3 separate regions of the Homo sapiens genome follow, and all the other regions are linked to region 1. Evidence: read pairs that join two places in POLR2A ChIA-PET (ENCODE). Cell type or tissue: PC-3. All regions are shown on one strand. Links, peaks and the distances in the headings refer to the core of each region. The heading gives the core; the rest is flanking DNA.

The links. ChIA-PET counts read pairs that join two places held together with the same protein. Peaks named below come from ENCODE experiments on the same cell type or tissue, not always from the same donor. Only the 100,000 strongest peaks of a DNase experiment are listed, where the experiment ranks them.
Region 2: POLR2A ChIA-PET joins it to region 1 with 5 read pairs; 5 of 35 experiments call an interaction of 5 or more read pairs at or near these places.
Region 3: POLR2A ChIA-PET joins it to region 1 with 6 read pairs; 3 of 35 experiments call an interaction of 5 or more read pairs at or near these places.

What each region holds. Positions count from the first base shown.
Region 1 is chr17:75,862,048-75,868,635 of GRCh38, forward strand. No RefSeq gene overlaps it. Among named protein-coding and RNA genes, the nearest start is that of WBP2, 10 kb to the left of the region's middle. RefSeq lists enhancers at 2,481-2,775, 2,843-3,002, 2,906-3,406. In PC-3, for the core only: no CTCF peak of the experiment used is centred there; no DNase peak of the experiment used is centred there.
Region 2 is chr17:75,709,156-75,715,743 of GRCh38, forward strand. No RefSeq gene overlaps it. Among named protein-coding and RNA genes, the nearest start is that of ITGB4, 9.0 kb to the right of the region's middle. In PC-3, for the core only: no CTCF peak of the experiment used is centred there; a DNase peak (open chromatin) is centred at 3,526.
Region 3 is chr17:76,392,049-76,398,636 of GRCh38, forward strand. It overlaps UBE2O (ubiquitin conjugating enzyme E2 O), which reads right to left. Exons shown (of 18, transcript NM_022066.4): 11 at 6,424-6,536; 12 at 6,207-6,335; 13 at 5,751-5,840; 14 at 4,080-4,773; 15 at 3,677-3,813; 16 at 1-65. Among named protein-coding and RNA genes, the nearest start is that of SPHK1, 11 kb to the left of the region's middle. In PC-3, for the core only: no CTCF peak of the experiment used is centred there; a DNase peak (open chromatin) is centred at 2,363; H3K27ac peaks cover 3,270 bases.

The DNA.
Region 1 (6,588 bases), core at 720-5,719:
CCCTAAATCCAGCGTGACTGGTGCCCTTGTAAGAAGGAGAAACTTGGACACAGACACACACGCAGGGAGAAGGCAGGCGGTGCAAAGAGGGAGGCAGAGAGCTACCAAGATTGCTACACGGATTGCTACATATTGTCAACAAACCACCAGAAGCAAGGAGAGCGTCAGGGGACAGATTCGCTCTCACAGCCTCAGAAGGAGTCAACCCTGCCCGTACCTTGATTCCAGACTTCGGTCTCCAGCACTGAGACAATACATTTTGATTGTTTTTGTTTGTTTGTTTGTTTTGAGACGGAGTCTCACTCTGTCGCCCAGGCTGGAGTGCACTGGCGCGATCTCAGCTCACTGCAAGCTCCGCCTCCGGGATTCACGCCATTCTCCTGCCTCAGCCTCCCGAGTAGCTGGGACTACAGGCGCCCGCCACCACGCCCAGCTAATTTTTTTGTATTTTTAGTAGAGACGGGGGGGGTTCCACCGTGTTAGCCAGGATGGTCTCGATCTCCTGACCTCGTGATGTGCCCGCCTCGGCCTCCCACAGTGCTGGGATTACAGGCGTGAGCCACCGCACCTGGCCCATTTTGATTGTTGAAGCCGCCTGGTTTGTGGTATCTTGTTACGACAGCCCAGCGCATTAATATAGTGGGTTTGGAGCTAAGAGTCAAGAGTTTGGCATCATCCCCAAAATGTGCTTGGCCCAGGGCAGTGGGGCCTCAGCTGCAGCTAGAAGCCCTTGGAGCCGGGCGCAGTGGCTCACACCTGTAATCCCAGCACTTTGGGAGGCCGAGGCGGGTGGATTACCTGAGGTTGGGAGTTCAAGACCAGCCTGACCAACATGGAGAAACCTTATCTTTACTAAAAAATATACAATTAGCCAGGCATGGTGGCGCACGCCTGTAATCACAGCTACTTGGGAGGCTGAGGCGAGAGAACTGCTTGAACCCTGGAGGCAGAGGTTGCGGTGAGCCGAGATCATGCCATTGCACTCCAGCCTGGGTGACAGAGTGAGACTCTGTCTCAAAAATAAAAATAAAAATAAAAAATAGAAGCACTTGGGCTCAGACGGTCGGCATCTGAGCAGCAGCAGACCCAGTGGAGAACAGAGTGGAGGCTCTCCCATCTGAGGCCCCGGTGGGGTGGCTCATGCCTGTAATTCCAGCACTTGGGAGGCCAAAGTGGGTGGATCACTTGAAGCAAGGAGTTCGAGACCAGCCTGGCCAACATGGTGAAACCCTGTCTCTACTAAAAATACAAAAATTAGCCGGGCGTGGTAGCGCACGCCTGTAATCCCAGCTACACAGGAGGCTGAGGCAGGAGAATCACTTGAACCCAGGAGGCAGAGGTTGTAGTGAGCTGAGATGGTGCCACTGCACTCCAGCCTGAGCAACAGAGTTGGTGCAGGGAAGAAAGCTCTCCCATCCCCTGGGCACCATGGAATCACCATATAATGCCAGGTGCAGTGGCTCTCGCCTGTAATCCCAGCACTTTGGGAGGCCGAAGTGGGCCAATCACCTTAGGTCAGGAGTTTGAGACCAGCCTGGCCAACATGGTGAAACCCTGTCCCTACTAAAAATACAAAAATTAGCCAGGCATGGTGGTGGGCGCCTGTAATCCCAGCTACTCAGGAGGCTGAGGCAGGAGAATCACTTGAACCTGGGAGGCAGAGGTTGCAGTAAGCCAAGATTGTACGCTCCAGCCTGGATGACTCCGTCTCAATAATAATAATAATAATAATAATAATAATAATAATAATAATAATAGTGATTCTACTGAGGGGGAAGATGCCCCTCCCCATATGCCTGAAGTTGAATTTCTTACTTTCTTGGCAAAGGGCAGCTTATAATCACATTTTTTTTTTTTGAGACGGAGTCTCGCTCTATATGGCCCAGGCTGGAGTGCAGTGGCGCCATCTCGACTCACTGCAAACTCCGCCTCCCGGGTTCACGCCATTCTCCTGCCTCAGCCTCCCGAGTAGATGGGACTATAGGTGCCCGCCACCACGCCCGGCTAATTTTTTGTATTTTTAGTAGAGACAGGGTTTCACCGTGTTAGCCAGGATGGTCTCGATCTCCTGACCTCGTGATCCGCCCGCCTCAGCCTCCCAAAGTGCTGGGATTACAGGCGTGAGCCACCGTGCCTGGCCTATAATCACATTTTACTTGATTTAGGGAAACTACTCAAATGGACATTTCTTTTACCTGAGTTTGGGGGAACAAATTTGTGCTTGATACACCAAGTCTTTTTCTTTCAGCCAGTTGTCCTCTTTCTAATACGCCAGTGAGAAAAATAAAACTCCTGGTAAGTCATTGGTAACTTTCTGCCACTCACCGTTGGTTGCTCTGCTGCGGAGTGGCAGATGCCCTGTGAGGCGTTGGTGATGTTTGGTGACGTGGAAGTGGGCTATTTTGGATGAGTCCTTTTTGGCCGTGGGTATTTCAAGAACACAAATTGCCCGCTCCCTCATCAGAAGCAGGGCCAGAGCGTGTCTGGGGCTGTTTCTGGTTGCTATAGAGATGGGCCCCACCCTGAAGTTCCCGCTGGGACCTCCTGGCTCTGTCAAGTTCAGTTTCCCCAGACACAGCTGCAAGGCCTGTTCTGAGCAATTCCTGCTGTTAGAGTGTTTATACACACCTCGAGTGCATTTCCGCTTCTGAGCCTCCAAAACCACAGAAAGCCAGAAAGGGGCGGTGTGACCTCTGAAGATGTCCGCATCCCAGTACTGAGGAGCCTTGGCTGGAGGGACCCCCCTCTACACCAGAGAGCTGGAGGAGAGGAGGGACCAGGGGAGGTGCTTAAGGGCCTGGCCCCTCCCTGCTATTATATTTCTGGTCCCCCTTCCCAGAGTTAGGGGGCTCTTCTCCACTTCCCTGGCAAGATGCAAGGTGGCAGTTTTAGTCATTTTCATCCTCTTTTTCCCCTCCTTAAGCTTATCTCTCACCTAAATAATAGAATGATTTTGAAACTTCAAACCCTTTTTTTTTTTTTGAAATGAGGTCTCACTCTGTCACCCAGGCTGGAGTGCAGTAGTGTGATCTCAGCTCACCGCAACCTATGCCTCCTGGGCTCAAGCAATCCTCATACCTCAGCCTTCAGAGTAGCTGAGATCCCAGGTGTGCGTCACCATGCCTGGCTAATTTTTTTTTTTTTTTTGTATTTTTGGTAGAGATGGGGTTTCACCATGTTGCCCAGGCTGGCCCTGAACTCCTGAGCTCGTGATCCTCCCGCCTCAGCCTCCCTAAGTGCTAGGATTACAGGCGTGAGCCATGGCGCCCAGCCGAAACTTCAAATCTGATTGTACTGTTTCCCCATGTGAGACCATGCCCTGGCTTCCCATTGTTCCTAGGAAAAGTCCAGAATCCTTACCAGGCTCTGCTCTGCAGGACCTGGCCTGCCACCTCGGGCCTCTCACCCTTCTGCCCTGCACTGCTGTCCCCTGCAGCGCCCTGGCTGGTCTCGAGCCCACACCCATCCTTTCTGTCTTGTTAACTCCTCCTTGTCTTTCAGGCCTCAGCAGTCCTTTCTTCAAGGAAATGAGCCCTAGAAATGGCCTTCTGCCAGCCCCATTAGGGTTCCTTCTTATGGCCACTGTCCTTTTCTTTCTTTTTTTTTTTTTTTGGCAGGGGAGGGGGGACGCGTGGTAAAATATACATAACATAAAATTCACCATTATAACCTTTTTTTTTTTTTTTTTTTTTTTGAGACGGAATCTTGCTTTGTCACCAGGCTGGAGTGCAGTGGCGCAGTCTCGGCTCACTGCAAGCTCCACCTCCCGGGTTCAAGTGATTCTCCTGCCTCAGCCCCCTGAGTAGCTGGGACTACAGGTGCCCGCCACCACACCCAGCTACTTTTTGTATTTTAGTAGAGACGGGGTTTCACCATGTTGGCCTTGATCTCCTGACCCCGTGATCCACCCACCTCGGCCTCCCAGAGTGCTGGATTTACAGGCGTGAGCCACCACGCCCAGCCAATTTTAACCATTTTTAAATGTACACTTCAGGGGCTTTAAGTGAATACGTTGTTGTGCAGCCATCAGCACCATCCATCTCCAGAACTTTATCATCATTCCACACTGAAACTGTCCCCATTAAACACCAACTCCCCATTCCCTGTTGCCCAGCCCCTGGCAACCTCCATCGTATTCTAGGGACCTCATATATAAATGGAATCATAAAGTATTTGTCTTTTTGTGATTGGCTTATTTTACTTGGCATAATGTCTTCAAAGTTTATCCAAAGTGTAGCATATGTCAGAACTTCTTGATTGTTTAGGGATGAATAACAGTCCACTTTGTGTGTGTATATACATTTTTTTTTTTGCTTATTTATTCATGTGTCTATGGACACTTGGATTGTCCCAGGCTGGAGTGGAATGGTGTGATCTTGGCTCACTGTAGCCTCCACCTCCTGGGTTCAAGGGATTCTCCTGCCTCAGCCTCCAGAGTAGCTGGGATTACAGGCTCCTGCCACCACACCCGGCTAATTTTGTATTTTTAGTAGAGATGGGGGTTTCACCCTGTTGGCCAGGCTGGTCTCGAACTCCTGGCCTCAAGTGATCAACCTGCCTCGACCTCCCAAAGTGCTGGGATTACAGGTGTGAGCCACTGCACACGGCCTGCTTTCAGTTATTTTGGATACGTATCCAGAAGTGGGGTTGCTGTGCTTTTCTTTGATAGTACTTAGTACAGTGACACCTATCCCACAGCCGTTTGTGTGGTGCCTGTGAGGACAGGGGCATCTCTGTGACGCCCACTGCTGTATCCCTGGCACTGAGCACTGTGCCCTACAGTGATTAAATATTGTCTTGTTGGCCATGTGCGGTGGCTCACGCCTGTAATCCCAGCACTTTGGGAAGCTGAGGTGGGCGGATCACCCGAGGTCAGGAGTTCAAGACCAGCCTGGACAACATGGAGAAACCCCATCTCTACTAAAAATGCAAAAATTAGCTCAGTGTGGTGGTGCACACCTGTAATCACAACTACTCGGGAGGTTGAGGTAGGAGAATCACTTGAACCCGGGAGGCAGAGGTGGCAGTGAGCTGAGATTGTGCCACTGCACTCCAGCTTGAGAGACAGAGTGAGACTCCAACTCAAATATATATATATATTATATATATAAAATACATAATATATGATAATTGTATATGTATAATATAATATATAATATATATTTGAGTTGGCGTCTCTGTATCTACATAGAGAGACACTCTACATAATATATATATTTTTTATATATATATACAATAGTTTTGTTTTGTTTTAGAGACAAGGACTCACTCTGTCACCCAGGCGGGAGTTCAGTGGTGCAATGGTAGCTCACTGTAGTCTTGAACTCCTGGGCTCAAGTGATCCTCCCACCTCAGCCTCCTGAACAGCTGGGCCTGCAGGCACGCACCACCACCCCGGCTAATTTGTTTTTATTTTTACAGAGACAAGGTCTTGCTATGTTGCCCAGGGTAGTCTTGAACTCCTGAGCTCAAGAGTCCCCTTGCCTTGGCTTCTCAAGGTGCTAGGATTACAGGTATGAGCCACCTCACCTAGCCTAATTTTTTATTTTTATTTTAGGCATGGGGTCTCACTGTGTTGCCCAGGCAGGTCTGGAACTTCTCACCTCAAGCGATCCTCTTGCCTCAGCCTCTCAGATGTTGGGATTACAGGCATAAGCCACTGTGCCCAGCCCTGATACATTATTGTTGAATGAGTGAGTGAAAGTTTCCTATCAAAACGGGTAGAACAAGATGTAGTGTCTGGAAAACTTAGGTGTGGGCTAATCTTAGCCCCTGAAAAACAGATGCTTGGGATCCCCCATGGATCTCTGTCACCCAGGCTGAAGTGTGGTAGTGTGATCACAGCTCACTGCAACCTTGAACTCTGGGGCTCAAACAACCAGTACTCCCACCTCAGGCTTCTGAGTGACTGGGACTACAGGCTCACGCCACCACTCCTGGCTAGTTTTTTATTTGTTTATTTATTTTTTTTTGGTAGAGACGGGATCTTGCTATGTTGCCCAGGCTGGTCTCCAACTCCTGGGCTCAAGCGATCCTCCCACCTCAGCCTCCCAAAGTTTTGGGATTATAGGTGTCAGCCCCCAAGCCCAGCTGTTTTTTATTTATTTTATTTTATTTCAGTCGGAGTCTCCTTCTTATAACCCAGGCTGGAGTGCAATGGTGCCGTCTCAGCTCACTGCAACCTCCGCCTCATGGATTCAAGCCATCATCCTGCTTCAGCCTCCCAAGTAGCTGGGATTAGCCACCATGCCTGGCTAATTTTTGTATTTTTAGTAGAGACGGGGTTTCACCATGTTAGCCATACTGGTCTCAAACTCCTGACCTCAGGTGATCCGCCCGCCTCGGCCTCCCAAAATGCTAGGATTACAGGCATGAGCCACCATGCCTGGCCTGTTTTTTATATTAAAGCAATATTGGGCTGGGCTTGTATATTAAAGCAGCATTGGGCTAAAAATACAAAAATTAGCTGGGCGTGGTGGTGCACGCCTGTAGTCCCAGCTATTGAGTAAAATTCAAAGTTTGAATGTCATTTAAAGATAAAGTACAGGCCGGGGGTGGGCATTGTGGCTCATGCCTATAATCCCAGCA
Region 2 (6,588 bases), core at 645-5,644, 150 kb before region 1:
AGGGATTTTTTAAGGGCTATTGAGCCTGGTGCAGTGGCTCACGCCTGTAATCCCAGCACTTTGGGAGGCCAAGACGGGCAGATCACAAGGTCAGGAGATTGAGACCATCCTGGCTAACACGGCGAAACCCCGTCTCTACTAAAAATACAAAAAAAATTAGCTGGGTGTGGTGGTGGGTGCCTGTATTCCCAGCTACTCAGGAGGCTGAGGCAGGAGAATGGCGTGAACCCAGGAGGCGGAGCTTGCAGTGAACCGAGATCGCGCCACTGCACTCCAGCCTGGGCGATAGAGTAAGACTCCATCTCAAAAAAAAAAAAAAAAGCCGGGCGTGGTGGCAGGTGCCTGTAATCCTAGCTACTTGGGAGGCTGAGGCAGGAGAATCGCTTGAACCCAGGAGGCGAAGGTTGCAGTGAGCCTAGATTGCGCCATTGCACTCCAGCCTGAGCGACAAGAGCAAAACTCCCTCTCAGGGGCGGAGGGGGTTGGAAGGCTATTAAGCCACACAAAAAAGAACAAGGGGCCGGGCGCAGTGATTCACGTCTGTAATCCCAGCACTTTGGGAGGCCAAGGGACTGGATCCCATGAGGCCAGGAGTTCGAGACCAGCCTGACCAACATAGTGAACCCTCATCTCTACTAAAAAAAAAAAAAAAATAGCTGGTCGTGGTGGCGCATGCCTGTAGTCCCAGCTAGTTGGGAGACTGAGGCAGGAGAATAGCTTGAACCCGGGAGGCAGAGGTTGCAGTGAGCTGAGATTGTGCCAATGCTCTTCAGCCTGGGCAACAAGAGCAAAAACTCCGTCTCAAAAAAAAAAAAAAAGGGAGCCGGGCGCGGTGGCTCATGCCTTTTAATACCAGGACTTTGGGAGGCCAAGGCGGGCAGATCACAAGGACAGGAATTCAAGACCAGCCTGGCCAACATGGTGAAACCCCATGTCTACTAAAAATACAAAAACTAGCCTGGTGTGATGGCAGGTGCTTATAATCCCAGCTACTCAGGAGGCTGAGGCAGGAGAATTGCTTGAAGCCGGGCAGCAGAGATTGCAGTGAGCCGAGATTGCGCCACTGCACTCCAGCCTGGGCAATACAGTGAGACTCTGTCTCAAAAAAAAAAAAACTGAAAAAAAGATCTTCATGGATAGATTATTTGGAGTGATCTTTAGGAGAGATTAAATGAAAAAAGGTATCAAACAGTACATGTAATAAATTATCTTGTATAAGAAGGGAGAAAATACTATACAAATAAAAAATAATTGGCTGGGCGTGGTGGCTCATGTCTGTAATCCCAACACTTTGGGAGGAGGCAGGCAGATCACTTGAGGCCAGGAGTTCGAGACCAGCCTGGCCAACGTGGTGAAACCCCATCTCTACTAAAAATACAAAAATCAGCCGATAATGGTGGTGGGCACCTGTAGTCCCAGCTAGTTGGGAGGTTGAGGCAAGAGAATCACTTGAACCCGGGAGGCAGAGGTTGCAGTGAGCCAAGATCGTGCCACTGCACTGCACCCTGGGCAACAGGGCGAGACTCTTATCTTAAATAATAATAATAATTGCCAGGCGTGGGGGCATGCACCTGTAGTTCCAGCTGCTCAGGTGGCTGAGATGGGAGGATCCCTTGAGCCCAGGAGTTGGAGGCTGCTGTGAGCCAAGATTTCACCACTGCATTCCAGCCTGAACCACAGCAAGACTCCATCTCTAAAAAATAATAATAGAAGAAGGAGCTACAAAAATAAAACCAAATAAATTAAGAAAAATCTCTAATATTAAATTTGAATGATTTGAATGAAGATATCAATATGAACTCAGGATTTAAGAAAAAGATACATTTCCTATCTGTCCATTGCAAGGAGCTAGGACCTCCTGCTTTGTATATGGTGAGTTAAAAAAAAAACAAAACCTGGAAGCAATGACAGACACCCTGGTAGCATCCAGCACACAGTATTCACATCGTGGTCTCTAATACCATTCCCCACTGAAAGGAACCAAGCCGGGGCCCCTTGGAGAAACAGCAGATCCTGAAATCTAAGTAGGACTGGGGCAGTTCTAGAAAGCAGGGAAGACACGGAAGTCAGATCAAAATGTCAAAAAAGCTAGGGTGAAGGGATCTCCTACTGGCCAAATTTGGTTACATTTGAACATGAAGGAAGAATGATTACAATGAATTGTGTGTTTTTTGTTTTTTTTTTTTTTTGAGACAGCGTCTCACTCTGTTGCCCAGGCTGGAGTGCAGTGGCACGGTCTCGGTTCACTGCAACTTCTGCCTCCTGGGTTCAAGCGGTTCTCCTGCCTCAGCCTCCCGAGTAGCTGGGATTACAGATGCCCACCACCACGCCCAGCTAATTTTTGTATTTTTAGTAGAGACGGGGTGTCACCATGTTGGCCAGGCTGGCCTCAAAACTCCTGACCTCAGGTGATCCACCCTCCTTGGTTTTCCAAAGTGCTGGGATTACAGGCGTGAGCCACTGCACCTGGCCTACGATGAATTGTAAACTATTGAGCAAATAAAAATTCTTTCATTCACAGTGATAATTTGAAAAAAAAATGTATTTGCCACCATTAGACTTGAATATATCTACTCCTTACTCTGAAATTGATAATTAGGTGAGAAGAATTAACCATTGTGCACCATTGATGGGATTTTGAAGTGCAACTGCTGTGGAAACAGTATGGCAGTTCTTCAAAAGTTTCTTTTTTTTTTTTAAGACAGTCTCACTCTTGCCCAGGCTGGAGTGCAGGGGTGCCATCTTGGTTCACTGCAACCTACTCCTAGGCTCAAGCAATCCTCCTGCCTCAGCCCCCAAAGTATCCGGGACTATAGGCATGAGCCACCATGCTCGGCTAATTTTTGGTTGGTTGGTTTGTTTTTTGAGACAGTCTCACTCTGTCACCCAGGCTGGCATGCAGTGGTGCGATCTTGGCTCACTGCAACCTCTGTCTCCTGGGTTCAAGCAATTCTCCTGCTTCAGCCTCCCAAGTAGCTGGGACTACGGCACGTGGCGCCATACCCAACTAACTGTTGTCTTTTTGGTAGAGACAGGGTTTCACTATGTTGGCCAGAGTGGTCTCGAACTCCTGACCTCAGGTGATCCACCTCCCTCAGCCTCCCAAAGTGCTGGGATTATAGGTATGAGCCACCATGCCCAGCCAGTCCTTCAAAAGTTAAAAATAGAACTATCATATGACCCAGTGGTCCCACTTCTGGATATATATCCAAAATAATTGAAGGCAGGGTCTCAAAGAGATAGTTACACACCCATGTTCATAGCAGCATCATTCACAGTAGCCAAGAGGTGGAAGTGCCCAAATGTCCATTGACAGATGAGTGAATAAACAAATAATGATATATACATACAATATACATACACGCATACTTAAATATTCAGCCTTAAAAAGGAAGGAAATCCTGTCACATTCAACACATGAATGAACCTCAAGGACGTTATGCTAAGTGCAATAAGCCAGTCACAATAAGAAATACTGAATAATTCCATTTATATGAGACATCCAGTGTAGACAAATTCATAACAGACAGGAAGTAGAATGGTGGTTGCTAGGAACTGGGCATGCAGAAGGGTGAAATGGAGAGTTGCTTAATGGGTACAGGATTTTAGTTTTGCCACATGAAAAGTTCTGGTGATCTGTTACACAACAATAGATATATTGAACTGTACACTTAAAAAATGGTAAAGATGGTGAACTTTAACGTGTTTTCAGGATCTTTTTATATTTTATTTTATTTATTTATTTATTTTAAGACGGAGTCTCGCTCTGTCGCCTGGGCTGGAGTACAGTGGCGCGATCTCCGCTCACTGCAAGCTCAGCCTTCTGGGTTCACGCCATTCTCCTGCCTCAGCCTCCCGAGTAACTGGGACTTCAGGCACCTGCCACCACTCCTAGCTAATTTTTTTTTGTGTTTTTTGTAGAGACGGGGTTTCACCGTGTTAGCCAGGATGATCTCCATCTCCTGATCTCGTGATCCACCTGTCTCGGCCCCCCAAAGTGCTGGGATTATAGGCATGAGCCACCATACCCGGCCCATCTTTTTTAAAAAAAAATATTTTGGGTTGCTGTGTAATAGTAATTTTTTAAAGTTTCTATAACTCAAAACTTTATTTAAAAAAGCATTTACCCTGCATTTTTAGGGGAACATAGTTCATTCCCAGTTGATTAAAGGAAGCTCTATTTTTTTTTTAATCAGAAAGACACTTATTAAATGTAGAAAGGAGCTGGGCACAATGGCTCACACCTGTAATCCCAGCACTTTGGGAGGCTGAGATGGGAAGATCACCTGAGATCAGGAGCTCAAGACCAGCCTGGCCAAATGTCGAAACACCGACTCTACTAAAAAAAAAAAAAAAATTTAGCCAGGTGTGGTGGCATGCACCTGTACTCCCAGGTACTCGGGGGGCTGAGGCAGGAGAATCACTTGAACCCAAGAGGTGGAGTTTGCAATGAGCTGAGATCACGCCACTGCACTCCAGCCTGGGCAACAGAGCGAGACTCTGTCTCAAAAAAAAATAAAAATAAAAAATAAAAAATTTAAAATTTAAAAAATAGGGCTGGGCACAGTGGCTCACGCCTGTAATCCCAGCATTTTGGGAGGCCAAGGTGGGCAGATCACGAGATCAGGAGATCGAGACCGTCCTGGTTAGTACGATGAAACCCCGTCTCTACTAAAATACAAAAAATTAGCCGGGCGTGGCGGCACGTGCCTGTAGTCCCAGTTACTCGGGAGGCTGAAGCAGGAGAATGGCATGAACCCGGGAGGCGGAGCTTGCAATGAGCTGAGATTGTGCCACTGCACTCCAGCCTGGGCGACAGAACAAGACTCCATCTCAAATAAATAAATAAATAAATAAATAAATATTTAAAAAATTAAAATGTAGAAAGGAAGGTAGAAACAGAAAATTGCAATTTTTCAGCCCCAAAAATGATACAGGTGCCCTTAGACTTATAATAGGGTTATGTCCAGATAAACCCATTGTAGGTCAAAAATGTAAGTGGAAGATGCATTTAATACCCTGATAAATCCATAGTAAAGTAAAAAAAATCTTAAGTCAAATCATTGTAAGTCCAAATGCTCAACTTATGATAATGTTACATCCCAATAAACCCCATCTTAAAGTTAAAAAATTCTAAATCAAACCATCTAGGTTGGGGACAGTCTAATTGATTCAAGCCAGGGTCACCAATGAGTGCTAAAACGATTCAGTGAAAGCTTGTTGGGAAACGGACAGGGAGACAAAGCATCATCCTCCTCCCCTAGATAACCTCCTTTTTTTTCTTTTTATTGTTTAATTAATTTTTTTTTGAGACAGAGCCTTGCTCTGTCGCCCAGGATGGAGTGCAGTGGTGCGATCTTGGCTCACTGCAACCTCTGCCTCCTGGGTTCAAGCAATTCTCATGCCTCAGCTTCCCAAGTAACTGGGATTACAGGTACGCGCCACCACACCCAGATCTTTTTTTTTTTTTTTTTTTTTTTTTTTTCTGAGATGGAGCCTTTCTCTGTTGCCCGGGCTGTAGTGTAGTGGTGTGATCTTTGCTCACCACGACCTCCACCTGCCGGGTTCAAGCAGTTCTTCTGCCTCAGCCTCCCGAGTAGCTGGGACTACAGGCACATGCCGCCATGCCTGGCTAATTTTTGTATTTTTAGTAGAGACGGGGTTTCACTATGTTGGCCAGGCTGGTCTCAAACTCCTGACCTCATGATCCGCCCGTCTTGGCCTCCCAAAGTGCTGGGATTATAGTCATGAGCCACAACGCCGAGACTTTTTTTTTTTTTAGTAGAGACGAGATTTCCTCATGTTGACCAGGATTGTCTTGAACTCCTGGCTTCAAGTGATCCACCTGTCTTGGCCTCCCAAAGTGCTGGGATTACAGACGTGAGCCACCGTGCCCGGCTTATTGTTTAATTTAATTTTTTTTTCTTTTAGAGAGACAAGATATCACTCTGTCTGCCAGGCTAGAGTGCCGTGGCTTGATAGCTCACTGCAGCCTCGAACTCCTGGGCTCAAGGGATCCTTTTGCCTTACCTCACAGGTGCACGGCACCACACCCAGCCAATTTTATTTTTATTTTTTGCAGAGCCGGGGCCTCCCTGTGCTGCCCAGACTAGCTTTGCACTGCTGTCCTCAAGCGATCCTCTAGCCTCAGCTTCCCAAAGTGCTTGGATTACAGGTACATTACTTCTTTTTTTATTTTATTTTATTTTTGAGATGGAGTCTCGCTCTGTCGCCCAGGCTGGAGTGCAGTGTCGCGATCTCAGCTCACTGCAAGCCCCGCCTCCCAGGTTCACACCATTCTCCTGCCTCAGCCTCCGGAGTAGCTGGGACTACAGGTGCCCGCCACCACACCTGGCTTATTTTTTGTATTTTTAGTAGAGACGGGGTTTCACTGTGTTAGCCAGGATGGTCTTGATCTCCTGACCTCGTGATCTGCTCACCTCGGCCTCCCAAAGTGCTGGGATTACAGGTAGATTACTTTTTTTTGTTTTTTTTGAGACAGTGTCTCGCTCTGTCGCCCATGTTGGTGTGCAGTGGCGCGATCTCGGTTCACTGCAAGCTCCACCTCCCGGGTTCACGCCATTCTCC
Region 3 (6,588 bases), core at 333-5,332, 530 kb after region 1:
AACAAGTAGAGGCCATCCTCGTAGGGGGTTCGAGTGGGGCCCTTGATGAGAGCTGAGAAGAGGTCCTAGGTAGGGAGGGAGGGAGGGAGGCCAAGGTTGGCAGGGGTGGAAGGGGGTGTCCTACATGTGGCATCTGCATCTGCACCTGCTCTTTCCCAGGACACTGTGCAGATCACGCAGGAAGAGCAGCACCTGGGACTCCAGATGCCACCAGCAGTGGAGAAGCTAAGGACAAATCTCTCTCTGCAGAACAGCCTGGAATCTTTTTTTTTTGAGACAGGGTCTTGCTGTGTCCCCCAGGCTGGAGTACACTAGTGCAATAATGGCTCACTGCAGCCTCCCAAGTAGCCGGGACTACAGTGTGGGCCACCGTGCCCAGATGATTTTTTTATTTTGTGTACAGACAGGGTTTCACTATGTTGCCTAGGTTGGTCTCGAACTCCTGGGCTCAAGTGATCCGCCTGCCTCGGCCTCCCAAAGTGCTGGGTTTACAGCCCTGAGCCGTCACTGTGCCTGGCCCTTGCCTGGAATCATTGAACCCTGGCTAAGAGAAATACTCGAAGTGAGTTTTTATCTTATCAGGTGTTTTTCCTCATAAATCATTACTTTAAGACTGTATTCCAGCTGGGCGCGGTGGTTCGTGCCTGTAATCCCAGCACTTTGGGAGGCCGAGACGGGTGGATCACTTAAGGTCAGGAGTTCAAGAGCAGTCTGGCCAACGTGGTGAAACCCCGTCTCTACTAAAAATACAAAAATTAGCCAGGCGTGGTGATGCATGCCTGCAGTCCCAGCTACTCGGGAGGCTGAGGTGGGAGAATTGCTTCAACCCGGAGGCGGAGGTTGCAGTGAGCCGAGATTGTGCCATTGAACTCTAGCCTGGGTGACAGTGCGACGCTATCTCAAAAAAAAAAAAAGATTGTATTCCTCAGCCAGACGTGATGGCTCACACCTGTAATCCCAGCACTTTTGGGAGGCCAAGGTGGGAGGACTGCTTGAGGCCAGGAGGTCAAAACCAACCTGGGCAACATAGTGGGACCCTATCTCTACAAAAAATAAAAAATTAGCTGGGCATGGTGGTGCATACCTACAGTCCCAGCTACTCAAAAAGCTTAGATGGGAGGATCACTTGACTCCAGGAGGCTGAGGCTGCAGTGAGCTATGATCACACCACTGCACTCCAGCCTGGGCGACAGAGTGAGACCCTGTCTTTTATTTTTTGGCTTATGTGTTTTTTTGAGATGGAGTATAGCTCTGTCCCCAGGCTGGAGTGCAGTGGTGTGATCTTGGCTCACTGCAACCTCTGCCTCCCAGGTTCAAGCGATTCTCTGCTTCAGTCTCCTCACGCCCGGCTAATTTTTTGTATTTTAATAGAGACGGGGTTTCACCATGTTGGTCAGGCTGGTCTCGAACTCCTGACCTTGTGATCCGCCCACCTTGGCCTCCCAAAGTGCTGGGATTACAGGCGTGAGCCACCACGCCCGGCCAACCCTGTCTTTTAAAAACAAAACAAAACAATTCCTCTAAACACCTGCTCCAACCCTTATCCCCAACAAGGCAAGTAGTACAAGCAGTTTCAAGCTGAAAGGCAGTTCCAGGCTGGTGAGGCCTGGGGAAGGGGGGATGGTCTCACAACCAGAAGCTGACAGTGAGGGTTTGAACTCCATGGGGGAGGTTGGGAGACCACCGCTCCACAGACATCTGGAATCTGTGCATCTATTTGCGTGCATCTGTGCACACACGCGTGTGTGTGGGATCTCAACTGACAGGGCAATGGGCGAGGTCAGTGATGAGCTGAGAAGCAGGGAAGGCAGAGCGCTAGCTGGGGCGAGGGAACCTCTGCACATGCTCTTATCGGTGCCACCCTGGGAGCCTCCAGGGAATGCACTACTTTTCTTCTCCTGAGTGAGATGTGGGGAAAACAGAACAAAACAAAAAATACTGTTTCCATCTTCCCTCAGCAGAGCTGAGACAGGCTAGAATTTTCAAAAGGAATTTTCCTACAACCCAAGAAAAAACCAAAAGCGTTATTAAGAATCTCAAGCAGCACTGGGCCTTAGGACTCTGCCTAGCCCTGTTCCAGGGTTGTGGCTACTCCGGGCCCATCTCAACAGCATCCCGCTTGGCTGCTCTCAGGATCGCTTGGCTGCTCTCAGGATCCCTGCTCTTTCTTTTCTTACTCCCTTCCTTCCAGGACAGGGCCAGAACTGGGGCCTCAGACTCAGATTCAGAGTCTAGCATAGTGCTTGGCTCGATGCACAGGCCCAGTAAGGGACTGCGGAGTCAACAAGGTGGCAGGCAAACGGGCTTGCCTGTTCCGGAAGGATGCACTCAGCGCTGCCTCAGTAAACATGACTCAGAGACACTAGGCCCCGTCCACGAACAGAGGAGTGGGAAAATGGAATGTGGTGTGGCCACATGCTGTCATCCTATTTTGCAGGTAAAAAGGAAGAAACTAGATCATTATGAATCAACACAGGTTGGTCTTAAGCAAATTAGAGATGATGTGTACGACGACATATTCTGTGTGTAAACAAATCATACAAAATATTATGTACTTATGGTGATACATGAAAATGTAAAAATATTTTTTTAGTGTATAAATAATGTAAAAGTATAAAAAAAAGGTCATCCGTTTGGAAGGAGACCCACTAAACTTCCAACAATCCTCTGGGTGTGGGAAGAGGCCTATGATTCGGGGAGAAAGGGAAGTGAGGTCTGGTCAAAGGCAACTTTAGCTCTTCCATTTCCACTCAAAGGATCTGTAATGTTCTAATTTTTCAAAAAGAAAAGTAGGCTTGAGGAGTAATCATAATATAATTAATTTCAAAGTAATTTTTTTTTTTTTGAGATGAAGTCTCGCTCTGTTGCCCAGGCTGGAGTGCAATGGTGCGATCTTGGCTCACTACAACCTCTGCCTCCCAGGTTCAAGTGATTCTCCTGCCTCAGTCTCCCGAGTAGCTGGGATTACTGGCACCCGCCACCACATCCGGCTAATTTTTGTATTTTTAGTAGAGACAGGGTTTCACCGGGTTGGTCAGGCTGGTCTCAAACTTCTGACCTCAGGTGATCCACCTGCCTCGGCTTCCCGAAGTGCTGGGATTACAGTCGTGAGCCACCGCACCCGGCCTATTTCAAAGTAATTTTTTTTTTTGAGACAGAATCTCGCTCTGTCACCCAGGCTGGAGTGCAGTGGCGTGATCTCGGCTCACTGCAAGCTCCACCTCCCAGGTTCACGCCATTCTCCTGCCTCAGCCTCCAGAGTAGCTGGGACTACAGGCGCCCGCATGGTGGCGGGAGAGTTTTTTGTAATTTTTTTTTTTTTTTTAGTGGAGACGGGGTTTCACTGTGTTAGCCAGGATGGTCTCGATCTCCTGACCTCGTGATCCACCCACCTCGGCCTCCCAAAGTGCTGGGATTACGGGTGTGAGCCACTGCGCCCGGCCGAGAAAGTAATTTTTTAAAGGAGGGAGGAAAGAAAGAACCATCTGGCCTGGACACACGGCTGAGTCAGCCCTCACCTGACTGAGCCTGTGACCGCCCCTGTAAAAGGTGGGTGGGTGAGTGTCCTCGCAGGTGCCAGTCAGCCCCGGAGGTTTGGGGACCCAAGGTTGGTGGCCTCTTGGGCACTGGGTGCCCACACAGCACATCTGCACCTGCCCATGCCAAGCCTACTTGCCATTCTATCTTCAAAAGTCTTGACCATGATGCCCTCAGGCAGTGAGGTAGCCAGCAGCGCCATCTCCTTCCGCACTGTGCTGAAGAACTTCTTGGCTTCTGGAGGCTGGAACTCAATTTTCTTAAAAGAATGATTTGCTAGAGGGGGGAAGAGAATAGTCAGTCCCTCATGGAGAGGCCCTGGAGCTCCATCTGCCAACCTGGCTGGACAGGTGAGCACACCCACAGACTTCCCACTCGCCGCTGCTGGCCTCAGCACTGTGACCACACAGGGAAATGGTTTGCCCTGGGGCAGTAGCTGGGGTCTGGCGAGGGGACTAACCACCCTGCACCCAGATCTGGTGACACAAACAGGAGCCCCGAGAAGGCGGGGGAAGGCGAAGACCAGGCAAGGGCTGACTCACAGGGTGCAAACTCCAGTACGGAGAAGACCTCGCCCTTGGCGCTGGTGAAGGTGACGCCAGGCTTGCCGCCACACTGCTGGCACAGCACCGGGGTTTCGCTGGGCCACTCAGCCTTCACAGGTGACTGCCCCTCGGGCTTGTCCTCCTTGCGCTCTACGTCGGGCACTGCTTCCATCTTCTCCTCCTCTACAATGGCCACATTGTCCAGGGTCTTCTTGAGGTTTTCCTGTAGCTTCTTGATGTCATCCAGAAACTTCTTCTCCCGAGTTGGCTTCTCAGGCTCCACAGTCGGAGAGGTGGGCGAGCCCGTCAGCAGCTGCTCCACAGTCATGTTCTTGAGGCTCTCCAGGATCTTGATGGCCTCTTTCAACTCCCGGAAGCTCTTGGGTGGCCCGTCCTTGCCAGCCTTCTCCATCAGCCCGGCCATGGGGGCAGCCATGGCCACAGCCCCCTGGACGGCAGCTGTGGCTGCCTCTTCACTGATCACCACTCCCTTGTCCTCAGGGGCCACCGGCTGCTCCAGGGGTGGGATGGGGGGCTCCTCTATCTTGGGGTGCTCGTCCTCCACCAGCCCATTGTCCGTCTCCCAGCTGTCACTATCATCTTCCCATTCATCCGAGGATGCCCCGCTGGTGCTGCCTTCTACCGAATCGTAGTCTGACTCCTCAATCTCAGACTCTATGTTGTACAAGTGCTGGGGGCAGAAGGGAAGTGCCAGGGTAAGCAGACAGGAAGTCACCTCCCCACCACTAAGGAGGAGCTCTGGGGATCCCTGATCCGCACAGCTGATGGCGACTGGGCTCATGAGGCCTTGGCAACCTCATTCCACCCTTTCCCTGACCTCTGCTCTGGCTTTTGCAGTCCCTAGGTCTCTGGGAGAGGCCCTTCACCTGTCCCACCCTCCAGCTGGACCCAAAGCCCCAGCCAGTGGTCTGTTCCAGCCTCTCCTCCTGCTCTGTGCACTTCGTCAGCATCTGTCCAAGGCGTTAGGGGACCTTGGCAGGCCCAGTCCCACACCTGAAAAGCGCAGGGTCAGCTAATGATGCAGCCAAGGAGGCCTGTGTGGGGAGCTGGGAACATATGACAAGAGGGGACATGTAGAAGGGCCGACATATCCTGCTGCGTTCCCTGGAATGGCCGTTAAGGTGATGGGGCAAGCCATTCCCGCCCCCACTCCTGCCCCCTGTGTGGACCAGGAGAGGAGAGCTGGGCTGTGTGGCTCCAACCAGGAGGCGAGGGAAGGAGAGCCCGTGTAGCCCTTCTGCTCAGGACCCAGCAGGTGGGGCTAGAACTGGGTCGGCTCTCTCCTTTCTCTCCTTCTCTGTTAGAGCTTTCTAAAAAGGGTGGTAGGAAAGTCTCCATCTCCTTTTAGGAGGGAACTTGCATTCTTCGTAGCATAGTGAGCTGACAATCCAGGAAAATCCTGGAGGTTTGTGAAAGTCTACATGCACCCAGAGATGGACGTGAAGAGATTGCTGGGAGAAGCGAGGCTGGTGGGCCAACTGCAGGCCTGCACCAAGGGCTGTGTGGAATGCCTGCCTTTCCCCTCACGCTTTCGCTGAGATCTCACCAGGAAGACCTGAGAGCCCATCTTCTGGCTACACGCCTGTGGCCCCCGGCCCAAGTTGCCATAGTCACAAGCTCAGCAGGGGGGTCTTGCCAGAGCCTCACCTGGGGCAGGATGATGGTCTTTGAGTTGTCAGCCCACACCACCTCCACCTTGCTGCTGACGTCCACACGGGCCACCTGGCCCACCGATGGCTGCTGGGCAAAGGGGACAAAGTCAGGGGGCCCAGCTCAAGCTCCAGCTCCCCAGCCCCTCCTGTGCTCTGCAGTGACTGACATCATGCCCACCTGGCTTGTGACAAGGAACTTAGCTCCTCTGGTAAATGTAACCAGCGGCAGCTCAAGAAGCCTGACCCCAGAAGGGAGGCAGGGAAACAAGTCCTTCTGCAGCTGCTAGTGCTGAGCGGCAGCTTGACTCTGGGGCAGCTGCCCTTCTGAGGACACTGAGCCCAGAGGACTTTCAGGTCTTGTCTCCTAGAGCCACCTGGTGGCAGCATCAGGGACTGCAGCTGGTGCACAGGGCAGTGAGCAGCCATCCAGAACTTGAATTTGAAGGCGTACCTCATCCTCCTTGTGAGGAGCCCCATCCTCAGTATTGCCGATGCGGATGACGATGTCAGTTGTACGGAACCTAAAGTCAGGGTGGTCAGCAATGTCGTAAACACTCACATCTTCCTCTTCTCCAATCAGCTGTGGCACAGGACAGGTTGTCATGAGCTAGGGGTCCTACACCCAACCCCAGAGCCCACCTGAAGCAAGCAGTAGGGGCTGCACACACCTCCACGTCGTCCCCACTCGGCCTCAGCTTGAACCACTTCACCATGCAGGTACGGCCGATGTGGTCCCCAGACTGTACCACACCGTAGACAGCAGGGTCTGGACAGCTCTGGACTAGGGAACCAGAGAAAGGGAAGTGACTAGCTAAGGGATCCCGGCTAAGGAG